2 separate regions of the Homo sapiens genome follow, and region 2 is linked to region 1. A link is an interaction called in ENCODE POLR2A ChIA-PET data of the cell type or tissue named here. Cell type or tissue: PC-9. All regions are shown on one strand. Links, peaks and the distances in the headings refer to the core of each region. The heading gives the core; the rest is flanking DNA. Region 1 overlaps LOC102723305 (a long non-coding RNA gene). Region 2 holds the start of NEFH (neurofilament heavy chain).

Region 1 (10,156 bases), core at 5,157-10,156:
TTCTCGTCCTACATTCTCTGTCTAGGGGAGAATCACTGCTATTTACACAGTCCATCAAACTAGGGCCTTAGCAGCCTGTTTTTCCTTCCCCTCTTCTTCCACGTCTAATCACCAAGCACTTCCTCTTCTATCTCCCAGCTGATCACAAAACTTTTCCTTCCACTTCAGTCACTGCTGCTGCCTTTTTAGCCTTACTGTTCTCCAGATGAACATAGAGTATCTTAATCAGCCCCACTGCTTTCATAAAGCCCTCTCCACTGCGCAGAGTGACGTCACTGCAAACACATCGGATAGAGACTCTTCACCCCTGTGTGGTTCAGTGACTCTCGTTTCCAGAATAAAATTCAAACTCTACCCCAGCATCTAATTTTGGGTCAGATAGATCTGCGTTTTCATTCCAGGTTGATTCACTGTCCAGCAGTGTAGCCTCAGACAATTGAATCCTCTAAGCCTTTGTTTGCTCATCTGCCTGAACTCACGGAGGGTTGGGACTGTTTCACACATGCAGTATTGGCACTTAGACTTAATGTTGAATGAAGGGGAGGCATTTTAAAATCCACATCAAAAAACTGTTATTCTTTAAAAAAAATACTAATCTACAAGGTCACTGCCCCTCCAAGCATGACGTCTACCTTTACTTTCTGATAACCATGATCGGCTTGTGGGGATCAAGATTACTCAGGATTAAATCCTAGCCCCATCTTGAGCCGTCATGGAAACTTGGAGAAAGCTACTTAACTTCTCCATCTAGATTGATTCTGTAAAATCCATAAAATGGAATGGTTTCTGGGGGTTAAATTAGTATACCACAGCTGGAACACTGTCAGGCTTGCCAGATATTTACTATTCATCTTCATCAAATGAGGACAGTGGTTCTCAATTTTGTATAAGAAAAACACGCTTTATGCATTGTTAGTAAAAGAAATATCTGAATATCCCTGCCATGGAAGAAAGAAACAGAGGGAGAAAAGAGAGTTGGTAGGTCCTAGCATTTCAGAACTGGGAAGGATGAGTTCAGTCCCTATTTTATAGACAAGGAAGGGAAAGTGTGATGTGTCCTAGGGTTTCATTCAAGTCACAGTCATCACGCTTTATCGAGAGTGGGACCAGGGCTCTAGGAGTTGCTATGGTCAAGTTGAAGACAAAAACTAACACTTGTAAGACAGGAGAGAAGCATTTACTTACAAAGCAGTCCGAAATTTGTGTATAACTACATTTGGTGAGCAAACGAAAGCTGCCAGACTCAGAAAAACAGAGATGCTAATGGAACTGACTTTAGTAACCAGGGTTTTCCATTGAGTTCATTGCCCGGGGTGACTTCCAATAACAACCCCCGCCCCCCTGCACTTTTCTCAGGACTGGAAAGCTCAGGCAGCCCAGGACGAATAGTGCAGTCACCACAGAGGGACAGGGTGGCCACAAGGTGGGCAGCAGCAGGGAGGTGTGAGCCATTGGTTGGGTCTGTGGGGTCGGCCATTGTGAGCCACTAGCCTGACTTGGTTGTTTCCTGGTAACCAGGTGACATAGGAGGCTTTGTGGGTACTAGCCATTGGGCAGGGCCAGCAGCCTTCAGTAGCTGGTAGTGGAAGGAGGAGCTCTGACTACACTCTCACGACTGTTTTTTGCCTCTTGGTTCTTGTTATGTCCCTTTCTTTTTGAAATAAGACAGAAGGTCCCCACCTTCATAGACATAGAGAGATCCCATCTTATTTGTTTTTAAAAATAAATTGAAAAGTGAGGCGGAGCCTTGTGAGGATGATGGGAGAGGGCTTCCAGAGAGGAATTTCTTCTTTGGAATTCCTGAAATGGGAACAAACTTGTTTTGGGAAAAGGACAGAAAGACACAAAGGTGGCTGCAGCAGAGTGAAATGAATATGATGGGCTAAGGCCTCGTACACGTAGTGAGCATTGACAAAGAATATGGACTTTAGTTGAGATGGGAAACCACTGGAGGATTACAGCCTGGGGATTACTGTTAATTCTCCAAGAAGAAGACTGACCAGCGGCTGTGTGAGAATGTCCTGTAATGCAGGCAAGGGTGGAAGCAGGGAGACCAGCTAGGAGGCTGGTGGCGAAGTGCAGGTGAGAGTCAACAGTGAACAGACAGACGATCATGACCTGAAATAGGCTGACTTGAGAATCTCTAGAGTCAAGTGATCCTAAAAGTAGGTAATAAAGTGATAAATAGAGAAGTCACAGAAAAAGAAATGCAGACGATCCTTAAACACATCTTCACACATAAGAGAAAGGCAAATGACAACTATACTGCAGTGTCTCTCCTATTAAGTGAAATTCCAAAAACGTGGCAATACATTCTTTGGTTTGGCTGTAAGGAAAGTTGCATGCATATATTGCTGGTGGAAATGCAAAATGGCTCGACTCCACGAAGGGGAATTTGGCACAATCTCACAACCTTGCAAATGCATTTAAACCGGAAATCCTACTTTGAGGCATTTTATCCCGAGGGTATACTCCATAAATATGAAACAACCTATGCACAAAGTCCTTGTTGCATTATTTTCAATAGCTCAATATTGGAAATAACTGAAATGTCTAGTAAGGGACTAGTAAAATTAACTGGTACTTCCACCTAAAGGAGAACTATGGAGCTGTAAACAAGGGTAAGATGTCATTTTACTGCTATGGAGTGATTCCCAAGATAGGTTACACAGAAAAGCAAAAAGGGAGAACATGCGGTAACATACATGAAAGAAAGCAGGGGGAATAATGTGTGATTATTAAAACAAACAAAAAAACAACGCTGGGGAATTCTTGATGCTGACCTGTGACTGTTTTCTCCTTAACTTCAGTGGGTAGCCAAAGTGCGTGTTTTCTCAAAATGTTATTTTGCTATGGGTTTTCCAAAGGATGTTAACTGTTTACTTTTCACCCAGAAGCTTTGCTTTGTAATTGATTGTGCATTATGTAGTAAATAGACTGCTCTTGCATTTTATTTGATCCTCTCAATGTTTTAAGTTAGGTGTAATATGAGAATTTTCCTTGTGTCACATATGAGAAGGCTGGTTCTAATAAGTATAAAGTGAGTTTTTCAAGGTTTGAAAAAATAAGAGTCAGATCAAGAATGTAAATTCTAGACATGGCATATAAAACTAGAATTTATTACAAGGTGCATATGAGCTGCTTTGAATACTACCTCTTTTAAAAAAAATTTCCTTTAGTTTATTAAAGTAGTTAAGCCTCAGGATTAAAACAGTAACATTAGATAATGAGAAATAAAATGGAGATACTTGTAACTCAGTAATGCTTTTTATCTTTAAGAGACAGGGTCTTGCTTTGTCACCCAGGCTGGAGTGCAGTGGCCTGATCATAGCTCACTGCAGCCTCAAACTCCTTGGCTCAAACAATCCTCCCACATAAGTCTTCCACGTACCTAGGTAAACAAGAGCTCACTACCACACCTGGCTAATTTTTAAAACATTTTTTATAGAGAAGAGGTCTCACTATGTTGCCCAGGCTGGTCTCAAACTTCTGACCTCAAGCAATCCTCCTGCCTTAGCCTCCAAAAATGTCAGGATTACAGCCATGTGCCAGGACACCTAGCCCAGAAATGTTCCTAAAACTCTGAAAAATGAAGTTAAATGCTATTAACAAATCTATAAATGGATAAAAATATACTATGATATATCAAATGTCACAGCTCAGTCATGGTCACAACATTGATTAAAACGTTAAACAGTTTAGGCAAGTCTGAGAACTGAGAGGGAAGTACAGGATTGCTTTGGAAGCCAGAATTAGGATTGTCGGAGCAGGGAAAGCAGAAGCAAGGCGTGAGTGTGCACAGGACTGGGGGACGCAGCAGCTCCATGGTATGCTGTGTGTCCTCTTACATGGCAGGCCACCTCCAGGCCAGCAGATGAGAATCACCTGATGGGTGATTTAGGTAAAATCACCCAAAATAGAGTGGATTTAGGTAAAATCCCAGACTGTGCATCATAACTGAGAGACTTTAAATGTTTGTCTTATGGGGCATAAAGCTAATCAAAGTGAAGACGCAGGGATAATAGAGCAGGTGAGTAAATGCAGTAAGCCACCTGCCACCTCTCCAGGGCATCAACCATCCCAAAGAAATATTGGGGCAGCAGGATTTGACAAAGCTTTTGAGAAGAGCTCTCAGTTCAGGGTCCAGGGCATGATCTAGAGGACTCAGATGTTCCTGGATCTCTGTCCCCAGGGAACCAACTACATTCTTGCCCCACATCTTCATGCCTCACTGTGGTAACTCTGGGCAAGTCACTCAAAACGTCTAAGTTTTAATTCATTGAATTGGAAAATACGGGTTGTAGCCCCTGCTCTGCCCGTCCCTCGGGGCTAATGTGGGGATCAAAGAAATAACACATCTCGGCCGGGCGCGGTGGCTCACGCCTGTAATCCCAGCACTTTGGGAGGCCGAGGCGGGTGGATCACGAGGTCAGGAGATCGAGACCATCCTGGCTAACAAGGTGAAACCCCGTCTCTACTAAAAATACAAAAAATTAGCCGGGCGCGGTGGCAGGCGCCTGTAGTCCCAGCTACTCGGGAGGCTGAGGCAGGAGAATGGCGTGAACCCGGGAAGCAGAGCTTGCAGTGAGCCGAGATTGCACCACTGCAGTCCGCAGTCCGGCCTGGGGGACAGAGCGAGACTCCTTCTCAAAAAAAAAAAAAAAAAAAAAAAAAAAAAAATAAAAAAAAAGAAATAACACATCTCTTTCATGAGCTGGAAAGCATCATGCCCATGGAAACAGTGAAGTCACCTTCCACCCTCCCCTGCCCGGGAGCCATACACGCTCCCTCTCTGTATTCTATACACTACCAAGTATCTGGATTATTCTTCCAGACATTGAATGATTGAACACTGTTGGGCATTTACAACTCATGAGTCTTCTTAAGCCTTTATCTGTATCTCATCCTTTTTAGCCCTATAGATCTTAGTAGGTCTATAGCAGAGATCTACTAACATTCCCACATCTCAGAATAGGGAACTGAGGCACAGAGGGGTTCATTTCACTCTCCCAGGTATGTGCAGATTCTAAGTAGCATTTGAACCCAGGCCATTCTTGGTGACTTGGATCTGCTGCTTTTCTATATTGTCTCATCTAAATAAAGGTATCTGCCTGCACAGTCTGTTTTAAGTGCAACAAACCTTGCAAAATCTTCCTAGAACCCAAATCTAATTCAGGTAGAGTTGAAAAGCAGACGGTGCAAACCGGGATCAAAACTTTCATCTGTGAATAAGTTTTTACTAATTTCTCTGCTATCCTCTGCCAGCAACATGTCAAGCACTGTCTTTATTATAATACATTTCCTGGAATCTATAAGAAGTCTGCTCTACCTTGCAGGTTTGGACGCCCGCTCCAAGCGCTGGTTAAAAATAATATGGAGACGGCACGGGATTTGGCCTCTAGAAAATATAGGTAATGTGGAAATTAAATCATTAAGTTCATTTAAGCAAATAATTCCAGTTTATTCATTCAGTGCTCCATATTAGAGAAACTCAGTAAATGCTATGTCATGTTCTTCATTTATTTCATTTGTGCCAATTTAAATGCATTAAATCAATGGTAGATGATACAACTACACAAGTAAAGTAATATTGACAAGTTAGAGTTGTTCTTTTGTGTGTGTGTGTGTGTGTGTGTGTGTGTGTGTGTGTGAGAAAAGGTCTCATTTGTCACCCAGGAGTGCATTGGTGCAATCACAACTCACTGCGATCTTGACCTCCCCAGGTTCAGGGGATCCTTCCACCTCAGCCTCCCAAGTAGCTGGCCATAAGGCACGTGCCACTATACCAAGCTAATTTTTTTTTTTTCGTAGAGATGGGATTTCACCATGTTGCCCAGGCTTAGTTCAACTTTGATAGTAAAGGACATCTCAAATATTTAGACATTTGCTTTCAGTTTAGTCAATTATGAATACAGCTATTATAAACCTTCCTGTGTCTTGTTTGGAAACACAATTTTTAAAATGTAACTGAGGAAATACTTAGGATTATGATTACTTGCTTGTATGGTAAGACTACATTTTTCTTTGTAAGAATTTCAGTAGAATTTACCAGTGAAATCATCTGAATATACTGTTTTAGTTTTTTGAAAAGATATTAATCATTGATTTAATTTCTAAAATAAATATAGGCCTATTCAGATGATCTATTTCTCCTGAGTTTTGGTCTTCTAAAATAGATTTTAACAGTTAGCCCATTTCATCTACTGTATCCAATTGTGAGCACAGATGTGTTCAGGATATTCCTTTATTATTTACTATTTTTTGATTTGACTCTTCTTAAACAGATATTATTAGTATACTGTGACTTCTTTCTTTCCTTTGTGGGTAGCCAAGGTAGAGGTTTATCAATGTTACTGATCTTTTCAAACAACTGACTTTTGGTTTTGTTGATTTTCTCTGAGGATTTTCTGTTTCCTATTCCATTGTATTCTGCAATCGTTATTTATTTTTCCTCTGTTCTATATCACACTGCTGTTTTTCTCTCATTGCCCAAGTTGAAGCTAAGATTATGAATTTAGACATTTCTCATTATTGACACAGCATCCTGAATGTAACTCATTGAATGTAATCTCATTAAAATGCACACTTAATAATTAAAATGATAAATATGCATGCTTCACTACAATTTGAAAAACACAACAGGGTAGATGATCAATGTAGTGGCAGGATATGTAGATCCACAGAAGTTAAATGATCTTGTAACATTTCATAAAATTGGGGATTTGCCTGGACCTTCAAATGGGGAGGAGGTGTGATGAGATGCTGTCGCTGAACCATACAGTGCCTTTCTGTATTAAACTGTTCTTAAGGTGACATTGATGAGGTTGCCCTAGCTGGAAAGCCAAGGCTCTTTCATTTCTTTCTGCCCCTCTTCTTTGCCTTCCTTCAACACCAAGGAGAATGGTCCAGCAGCAGCTCAGTCCATGCCTGTCAACCGCCCACCTCCACACTCCAGACCCAGTCCATATCCCCCAAGGCTCCTTGTGGGATTCCTCAGCAGCACCAATGCACTGACTGTCACTCTATGTTCTCCTAGGTCCCATTGAAGATGTGCAGGCGTCTGCACACGGCGGTGTGGAGGAGAATATGACATCAGATATTGTAAGATGTATTTCTTTCTCTGGAAGAGAAATGCTTTTTGTTTTTTCTGGGGCTTCTAGAATATCAAGTGAGTATCATTTTTGACTGCCATCATGATTCAGGCCTCAGTGTCATGGACTCTAGCGACCGGTCACTGGAGGTTATGACCAGCTGAGGCCTGATTGAAAATGGCAGTCAAAGGACGGCATCACTTACAAACTGTTTGGTAGTGAGTGTATTTCTCAGTAGCAACCTTTTCTCCTTGAAAAATAATTTTGTATTTGCCAGCCAACATAGACTTGCTAAATATTCCAAAAAACCCACTGCATGTTCCACAAGCATCCTCTATGCTTTATTTGGGGGCCAGTGACTTGATCACTGTTTCACATCCGGTTTTTTATTTCACCAAGTGAATAAAGGCCTTTGCCAACAGAACCCAGCATGATCTGATCCTCATGGTGTTTTTTTTTTCTCTTATTGCAGAGAAAGTCGAAAGCCCAGCGTCAAGTCTGTACATATACTTTTTTTTTTAAACAGCTTTATTTAGACATAGTTGACATGCAAAACAACTCACCCATTTAAAGTACGTGATTCAGCGTTTTTACTATATTTACACGGTTGTGCAACCATTGTTACAATCTCATCTTAGAACCTCTTTATTCCCCCCTCAAAGAAACCCCACTAGTAGTCACTCCTGTTTTTCCCATCTCCCATGCCCCTGGATCTAGGCAGCCACAAATGTACTTCCTGTTTCTATAGTACAGTGCTTTTCTGTATTAACCGGTTCTTAAGGTGACTATTTCGCATTGATGAAGTTGCTCTAGCTAGAAAGCCAAGGCTCTTTCATTTCCTTCTGCCCTTCTCCTTTGCCATCCTTCAACACCAAGGAGAATGGTCCAGCAACAGCTCGGTCCAAGCTTGTCAACCGCCCACCTCCACACACTCCAGCCCCGGTCCACATCCCCCAAGGCTCCTTGTGGGATTCCTCAGCAGCACCAATGCACTGACTGTCACTATGTTCTCCTAGATTTGGTCGAAGATCTCAGTGAATACCCATCTGTCCATCTTGAAGACCTCATGACACCGGAGATGGTAAGATGCATTTCTCTGTCTGGAACAGAAATGTTTTTTCTGGGCCCTCTTGCCTTATTAATGAAATGAAGATATAAAAATCTGACCATGTATATTATAGAAGACAAATACAATTTTTTTGTTGGCTGGAACATCAAGGGAATATCATATTTGATTGCCGTCATCCACCAGGTCTTGGTTGATCATGGACTCTAGCGACTGTCACTGGAGTTTATGACCAACTGAGGCCAGTTGGATGATGGTAGTCAAAAATGAGCGCATCACTTACAAATTATCTGGTAGTGAGCATATTTCTCAGTAGCAACTTTTTCTTCTTGAAAAATAATTTTGTATTTGCCAGCCAACAAAGACTTGCTAAATATTCCATGAAAACCCATTGCCTTTTCCACAAGCATCGTCTATGCTTCATTCGGGGGGCCAGTGACTTGATCACTGTTTGACATGTTGTTTTCTACTGTCACCAAGTGAATAATAGACCTGTGCCAACAGGGCCCAGCATGATCTAATCCTCATGGCGTTTTCCTTTCTCCTATTGTAGGCAAAGGAGAGACGCGAAGATTACCTCTGTAAGTATATCTATATATATATATAGATATATATATAGTAGATATATATTTGTAGATATATATATCTATATATATAGATCTATATATATGTAGATATATATCTATATATAGATATATATATGTAGATATATAGATCTATATATAGATATATATGTAGATATATATATCTATATATATAGATATATATATTGTAGATATATATCTATATATATAGATATATATATTGTAGATATATATATCTATATATAGATATATATATCTATATATAGATATATATATTGTAGATATATATCTATATATAGAGAGATATATATTGTAGATATATATATCTACTATATATAGAGATATATATTGTAGATATATATATTGTAGATATATCTATCTATATATAGATATATATAGATATATCTATCTATATATAGATAGATATATTGTAGATATATCTATCTATATATATATTTTTTTGAGACAAAGTCTTGTTCTTTTCCCCTAGGCTGGGTTAACATGGCACAATCTCGGCTCAATGAACCCATCAGCTCCCAGGTTTGAGGACTTCTCCGGCTTCCGCATCCCGAGTAGCTGGGATTACGGACGCCTGCCACCACACCCAGCTCAAATCATTTTATGAATGCATATTTCCATCTGGGTGAAAAAAAAATCACAAGCCTCTCTCTCTTCCTACTGAGCACCTGTGAACAGTGACCTGCAGTTTGTGGCTGCAGCCAGTCCTCATGGAGCCTGCTGTTCTTACATTTCATTCTGAGGCTCACATTCTCAGTCACCATGCAGAAGAACACCCGCCCCATCCTGGGTCATTACAGAGTGGGCCAATCCATCTGCTGCATCTGAGGAGCTGGGTCCAGCTTCTACGGTGAATCCATATATTTCTGTATTTCCTGGATAAGGAAGAGGAAAGGAGCTGAGCTGGTGGAGGAAGAAGATCTAATATTAACTGACTCCTTATTTTGTACCAGGTACTGTGTTAGTTACATATTTTATCTCATGTAATTCTTACCAAATAGTAAGGGGGTTGGGAGTGATGGAGACAATATTGATATTATCTCCATTTTAGGGTGAGAAAATGAAGGCTCAGAAAGGTTATATAACTTGCCCAAGGTCACTCAGCTGCTGAGAGCCAGGATATGAAACAGAAGTTTTACATTAGAAGCGTTCAAATTTATTTTCAATTTCCCTGCTCCATTCTGAATAGGTATTGGCATTTACCCTTGGGCTATGTAGAACAAGTGCTTTGTCACCAAAACACCTATTGTGAACTCTTTCTGCCCTAGTAGGATTCATGCATTTTATCTTCTTCAAAGTAAAAACCTTTAAGAGCCAGGAATCTGCCACACTGACTCTCAACTTAAATCTCAGCCACTTTTACCTTAAAATTCAGACTTGTGTAGATATCTCTAGAA
Region 2 (5,000 bases), core at 1-5,000, 72 kb after region 1:
GGGGCAAGACCCCTTCGTTGTACAGATGGAAAAACAAGGGTGGGAGGACACAGCTTGTCCAAGGTCATTCGACCAGCAAACTGCCTAGCTGACCCCAGTGTGCAGAAGCTGGCTCGGGTGACACCCATCATTTCCCCCCACCCCACACAGGGGCCAGCTCTCTCAACTTCATGCCCAAGCCCTCCTACGGTACCCCCACTGTAGGTTCTCTGCCCCTCAAACTCAGCCCAGCTTTCTCCTGCCTGTTCAGGGGACCTTCTGCCCGCTTCGCTGAGGGTCCGTCCCCTTTACTGGGGCTGGCAGCAGGGTCTCCCATCTCCTCTCTCGGGGGCCACTGCAGACTTTTTAGAGAACGCCTTGCCTCCCCCCAACCCCACCCATCCGGGGTTCCCTCTCTCCATCCTCTGCAGTGTCTCCCATACCCCCATTCAGGGTAGCCTTGCTATTCTCCCCAACTCCAGGTCCCCCTTCATCTATTCCGGGGCTGGCCGCGGAGTTTCCTGAGCGCTCTCCAAGTGGGTCCTCTAGATGTTAGGAGAACACTGTACCTCCCCCGGTCAGGGGTCTCCTGTCTCCGTTCTATGGAGCGTCCATGCTCCCATTCAGGACTGCCTTGCTCCCTCCTCTGTTCCGGGGCTGGCTGCACAGTCTCTGCACCCCCTATCCTGAAAGCCTCTCTTAACTATTTGGAAAGCCTCGTGTCCTGTCTCATACAGGGATCCCCTCATCCTAATGACTGCAATCTTCCATTGCTCCATCCCGAGGGCATCCTGCCCCTATTCCCATCAGGTTTCTCCTTGTCCTCTCCCTGTTTCAAGTCCCCTTTCTTATTCCGAACACACTCGCAGGCTCTTCCGACGCGCACCCGGGGGTCCTCACTGGCCCACTCCGGGAGTCCTCTGCCCGCTTCCCCGACCTCGAGGGTCTCCTCTGACGCAGCGTCGATTCCCCTTCCCTCCTCGGTCCCCTGCCCCGCCCCTCTCACTGCGGCGGAGCCGGTCGGCCGGGGGGCCGCAGGGGAGGAGGCGGAGAGGGCGGGGCCCTCCTCCCCACCCTCTCACTGCCAAGGGGTTGGACCCGGCCGCGGCGGCTATAAAAGGGCCGGCGCCCTGGTGCTGCCGCAGTGCCTCCCGCCCCGTCCCGGCCTCGCGCACCTGCTCAGGCCATGATGAGCTTCGGCGGCGCGGACGCGCTGCTGGGCGCCCCGTTCGCGCCGCTGCATGGCGGCGGCAGCCTCCACTACGCGCTAGCCCGAAAGGGTGGCGCAGGCGGGACGCGCTCCGCCGCTGGCTCCTCCAGCGGCTTCCACTCGTGGACACGGACGTCCGTGAGCTCCGTGTCCGCCTCGCCCAGCCGCTTCCGTGGCGCAGGCGCCGCCTCAAGCACCGACTCGCTGGACACGCTGAGCAACGGGCCGGAGGGCTGCATGGTGGCGGTGGCCACCTCACGCAGTGAGAAGGAGCAGCTGCAGGCGCTGAACGACCGCTTCGCCGGGTACATCGACAAGGTGCGGCAGCTGGAGGCGCACAACCGCAGCCTGGAGGGCGAGGCTGCGGCGCTGCGGCAGCAGCAGGCGGGCCGCTCCGCTATGGGCGAGCTGTACGAGCGCGAGGTCCGCGAGATGCGCGGCGCGGTGCTGCGCCTGGGCGCGGCGCGCGGTCAGCTACGCCTGGAGCAGGAGCACCTGCTCGAGGACATCGCGCACGTGCGCCAGCGCCTAGACGACGAGGCCCGGCAGCGAGAGGAGGCCGAGGCGGCGGCCCGCGCGCTGGCGCGCTTCGCGCAGGAGGCCGAGGCGGCGCGCGTGGACCTGCAGAAGAAGGCGCAGGCGCTGCAGGAGGAGTGCGGCTACCTGCGGCGCCACCACCAGGAAGAGGTGGGCGAGCTGCTCGGCCAGATCCAGGGCTCCGGCGCCGCGCAGGCGCAGATGCAGGCCGAGACGCGCGACGCCCTGAAGTGCGACGTGACGTCGGCGCTGCGCGAGATTCGCGCGCAGCTTGAAGGCCACGCGGTGCAGAGCACGCTGCAGTCCGAGGAGTGGTTCCGAGGTACGCAGGCGCGCGGGTGGGGGGAGGGGCGCCCCTGCTGACCCCGCAGCGAACTTTTGGGCTGCGTGACCCAAGGGGGCGCTGCCGGACTGCGCGTGGAGTGGCGCGCTGCTCACCTTCCCTCTGCAAAGTGCATGCCCCTAGTTAAATCGCAGTTTTACTCTGGGTCTCTTGTGGGACGCCCCAACTCTGGGTTGTCCTTCGGTTCCCCCTTTCCAGGTTCTTTACGGCTGTACTTCAACTCTGGGCCCCCTGCTGCTCTCTACCCCAAGCTTAGGCGACCCCACTCTGAGATCCCTCCCCCGTCAAGAAAAAAACAAGTTTCCTCTACAGGAAAAAAGTGGTGCAGGATTCTGGTCTGCAAGCGCTGGAGACTCTTAGCCCTTCTAAGTAGCAAGGCTTCCCCGCCAATGCTGCCATGCCCTCTCCTACACCCCGCAAGAAACTCTATTCCTCTCACCCCTACCAGGCTCCTTCCCACTACCTGCTCAGTGCTTAACGTTCCTACCTTAAATCTTCCACGTGGGGGTGGGTCAGGACCTTTTCGCATCCTTTCTTCCTAGAGGGAACCATTACTACAGTCAGTTGTTGCCTGTGGCGGAGGTGGCTGGTGGGCCCTTTCATGTTTTAATGTCCCCTTTCTCCTTTAGGGAAGCTGGGAGCCTCCCAAGTCTGCCCCTCCCCCAACTCCTTGCAGCCCTGAGTCAGCTAGATTGCGCTGCCCTGAGGCTGTGCCCAGCAGCTGCAGGGTGACCTTGACCAACACTTGCCCTCTCTGGTTTTCATTTCTTTTTGAGTTGAAAGAGGAGGGTAGATCAACTGGGCTGCTTAATCCGGGGAGTTCCATGATGTCTCACGAAACTGTCTGTAAAACTTTGCGTTGTTTTTGAGAGAGAGGGCAGAGGCTTCAGTGATTTTCCAAAAGCATCTGTGATCGACAATAGTTGAGAATCTCCAACCACCTGGATGGTTTCTAAGTCTTTGCCAGCACTAGCAGGGAAAGCTGGGATTTTGATGCATAGCTTTTTCTGTTCCTTTTCCACTCCTCTGCAGAGCAGAACCATCCCCTCCTCCATCTCCGCAGCAAGGCCCCTCCCTGCGCAAACCTCTTTTGGGTTTGCCAGTCGTAGGGGCAGACGTCCCAGGATTGTACTGGCCCACTCAGCTGGCTTCCTTCCTCCCCGCCAAGACTTGTGCCCTGAGTGCCACTATCTGGGGATTCAGGATGTTCACTTTTACGAGCTAAAGACCAGTCTCCAGACCTCCACTGCCTCTGGAAGGTTTCCTGGGAACCACGAGCGGGTTGCTGGCGGGGGCCGGGGTGTGGCTACCAATGCTCAGGGGCAATGCTCAGCTAGGTGGAGAAAGGGACAGGGGTTGGCACCCAGGCCACGGGCTCTGCACTGACCTTGGACTGTGCGCAGAAACCTGTAAGGAAGGGACCATGGCTACAAGGTGACCTGATTGCTCACGGTACCCTCATGCCTCCTAAAGGTCACAAGCTCATTAACTTGTTCAGCCACAAACCTGCAGCCTCCAGCTCAGTGTTAAGCCCCATGGGCCAGGTATCACATCTGAACCACCAGCACTGCCAGGCCCTTGCTAGGGAGCTGGACCAGGCATTAGGACCAGGGTTTCCTCTGCCCTGCAGGGTTTTTGGATCCCACACTGGGGGAGACAGAGCATGATCTTTGGGGATTTGAGTCCCAGCTCTGCCACTCACTAGCTGGGTGGCCTTGGGGAGTAGTCACTTGCCTTTATCTCACAGGACAGAGTGAGTCAAGCATACAGGATGGTGTCTGGCACACGCAGTAGGTCAATCCACATGTGTCACCTTCAAAATCTGGGCATTAGGCCGGGCGTGGTGGCTCACACCTGTAATTCCAGCTCTTTGGGAGGCCGAGGTGGGCGAATCATGAGGTCAGGAGTTCAAGACCGCCTGGCGAATGTGGCAAAACCCCATCTCTACTAAAAATACAAAAAATTAGCTGGGCGTAGTGGCAGGTGCCTGTAATCCCAGCTACTCGGGAGGCTGAGGCAGGAGAATCGCTTGAACCCAGGAGGCGGAGCTTGCAGCGAGCTGAGAGTGCACCACTGCCCTCCAGCCTGGGCGAGAGCGAGAATCCGTCTCAAAAAAAAAAAAAAAGAAAAAGAACAAAGAAAAAAATCTGGGCATTAGAACCCAGTCCAGGTGTGTCTAACCCTGTGCCCTGCTACCTTCTCCCCCAGTGAGGCTGGACCGACTGTCGGAGGCAGCCAAGGTGAACACAGACGCTATGCGCTCAGCGCAGGAGGAGATAACTGAGTACCGGCGTCAGCTGCAGGCCAGGACCACAGAGCTGGAGGCACTGAAAAGCACCAAGGACTCACTGGAGAGGCAGCGCTCTGAGCTGGAGGACCGTCATCAGGCCGACATTGCCTCCTACCAGGTGGGCAGGGGCAAGGCAGACAGCCAGACTGCCTTACCTGATTGGGTAGCCCTGGACAAGTTACTGTCCCTCACTGAGTGGGGTTGTAGTGGTTAAGATTGTGGCCCTTGGAGTCAGACATACCAGCACTTTCCAGCTGTGTGACCCTAGGAAAGTTATCTAATTCTCTGAATCTGAGTTCCTTTCCAGCCATGAAAAAAAAAAAAAAAAAAAAGCCTGCTTTGCAGAGCTGGAAAGATTAAAGAGATAGACTTTTATTTATTTATTTATTTATTTATTTATTTATTTATTTTGAGATGGAGTCTCACTCTGTTGCCCAGGCTGGAGTGCAGTGGCATGATCTCAGCTCACTGCAACCTCTGCCTCCTGGGCTCAAGAGATTCTCGTGCCTCAGCCTCCCGAGTAGCGGGGACTACAGGTGCATGCCACCACACCTGGCTAACTTTTGTATTTTTAGTATTGACAGGGTTTCACCATGTTGGCCAGGCTGGTCTCAAACTCCTGGGCTCAGGCAATCCTCCCA

What was found. Peaks named below come from ENCODE experiments on the same cell type or tissue, not always from the same donor. Only the 100,000 strongest peaks of a DNase experiment are listed, where the experiment ranks them.
Region 2: POLR2A ChIA-PET joins it to region 1 with 8 read pairs; 3 of 35 experiments call an interaction of 5 or more read pairs at or near these places.

Annotation. Positions count from the first base shown.
Region 1 is chr22:29,401,467-29,411,622 of GRCh38, forward strand. It overlaps LOC102723305 (a long non-coding RNA gene), which reads right to left. Exons shown (of 4, transcript XR_007068059.1): 3 at 9,490-9,634; 4 at 7,602-8,191. It also overlaps a transcript of RFPL1 not described here. Among named protein-coding and RNA genes, the nearest start is that of AP1B1, 18 kb to the left of the region's middle. In PC-9, for the core only: no CTCF peak of the experiment used is centred there; no DNase peak of the experiment used is centred there.
Region 2 is chr22:29,479,098-29,484,097 of GRCh38, forward strand. NEFH (neurofilament heavy chain) reads left to right here and starts at 1,121. Exons shown (of 4, transcript NM_021076.4): 1 at 1,121-2,048; 2 at 4,278-4,477. The coding sequence starts at 1,166. RefSeq lists an enhancer at 2,143-2,997. In PC-9, for the core only: no CTCF peak of the experiment used is centred there; a DNase peak (open chromatin) is centred at 1,984; H3K4me3 peaks cover 1,820 bases.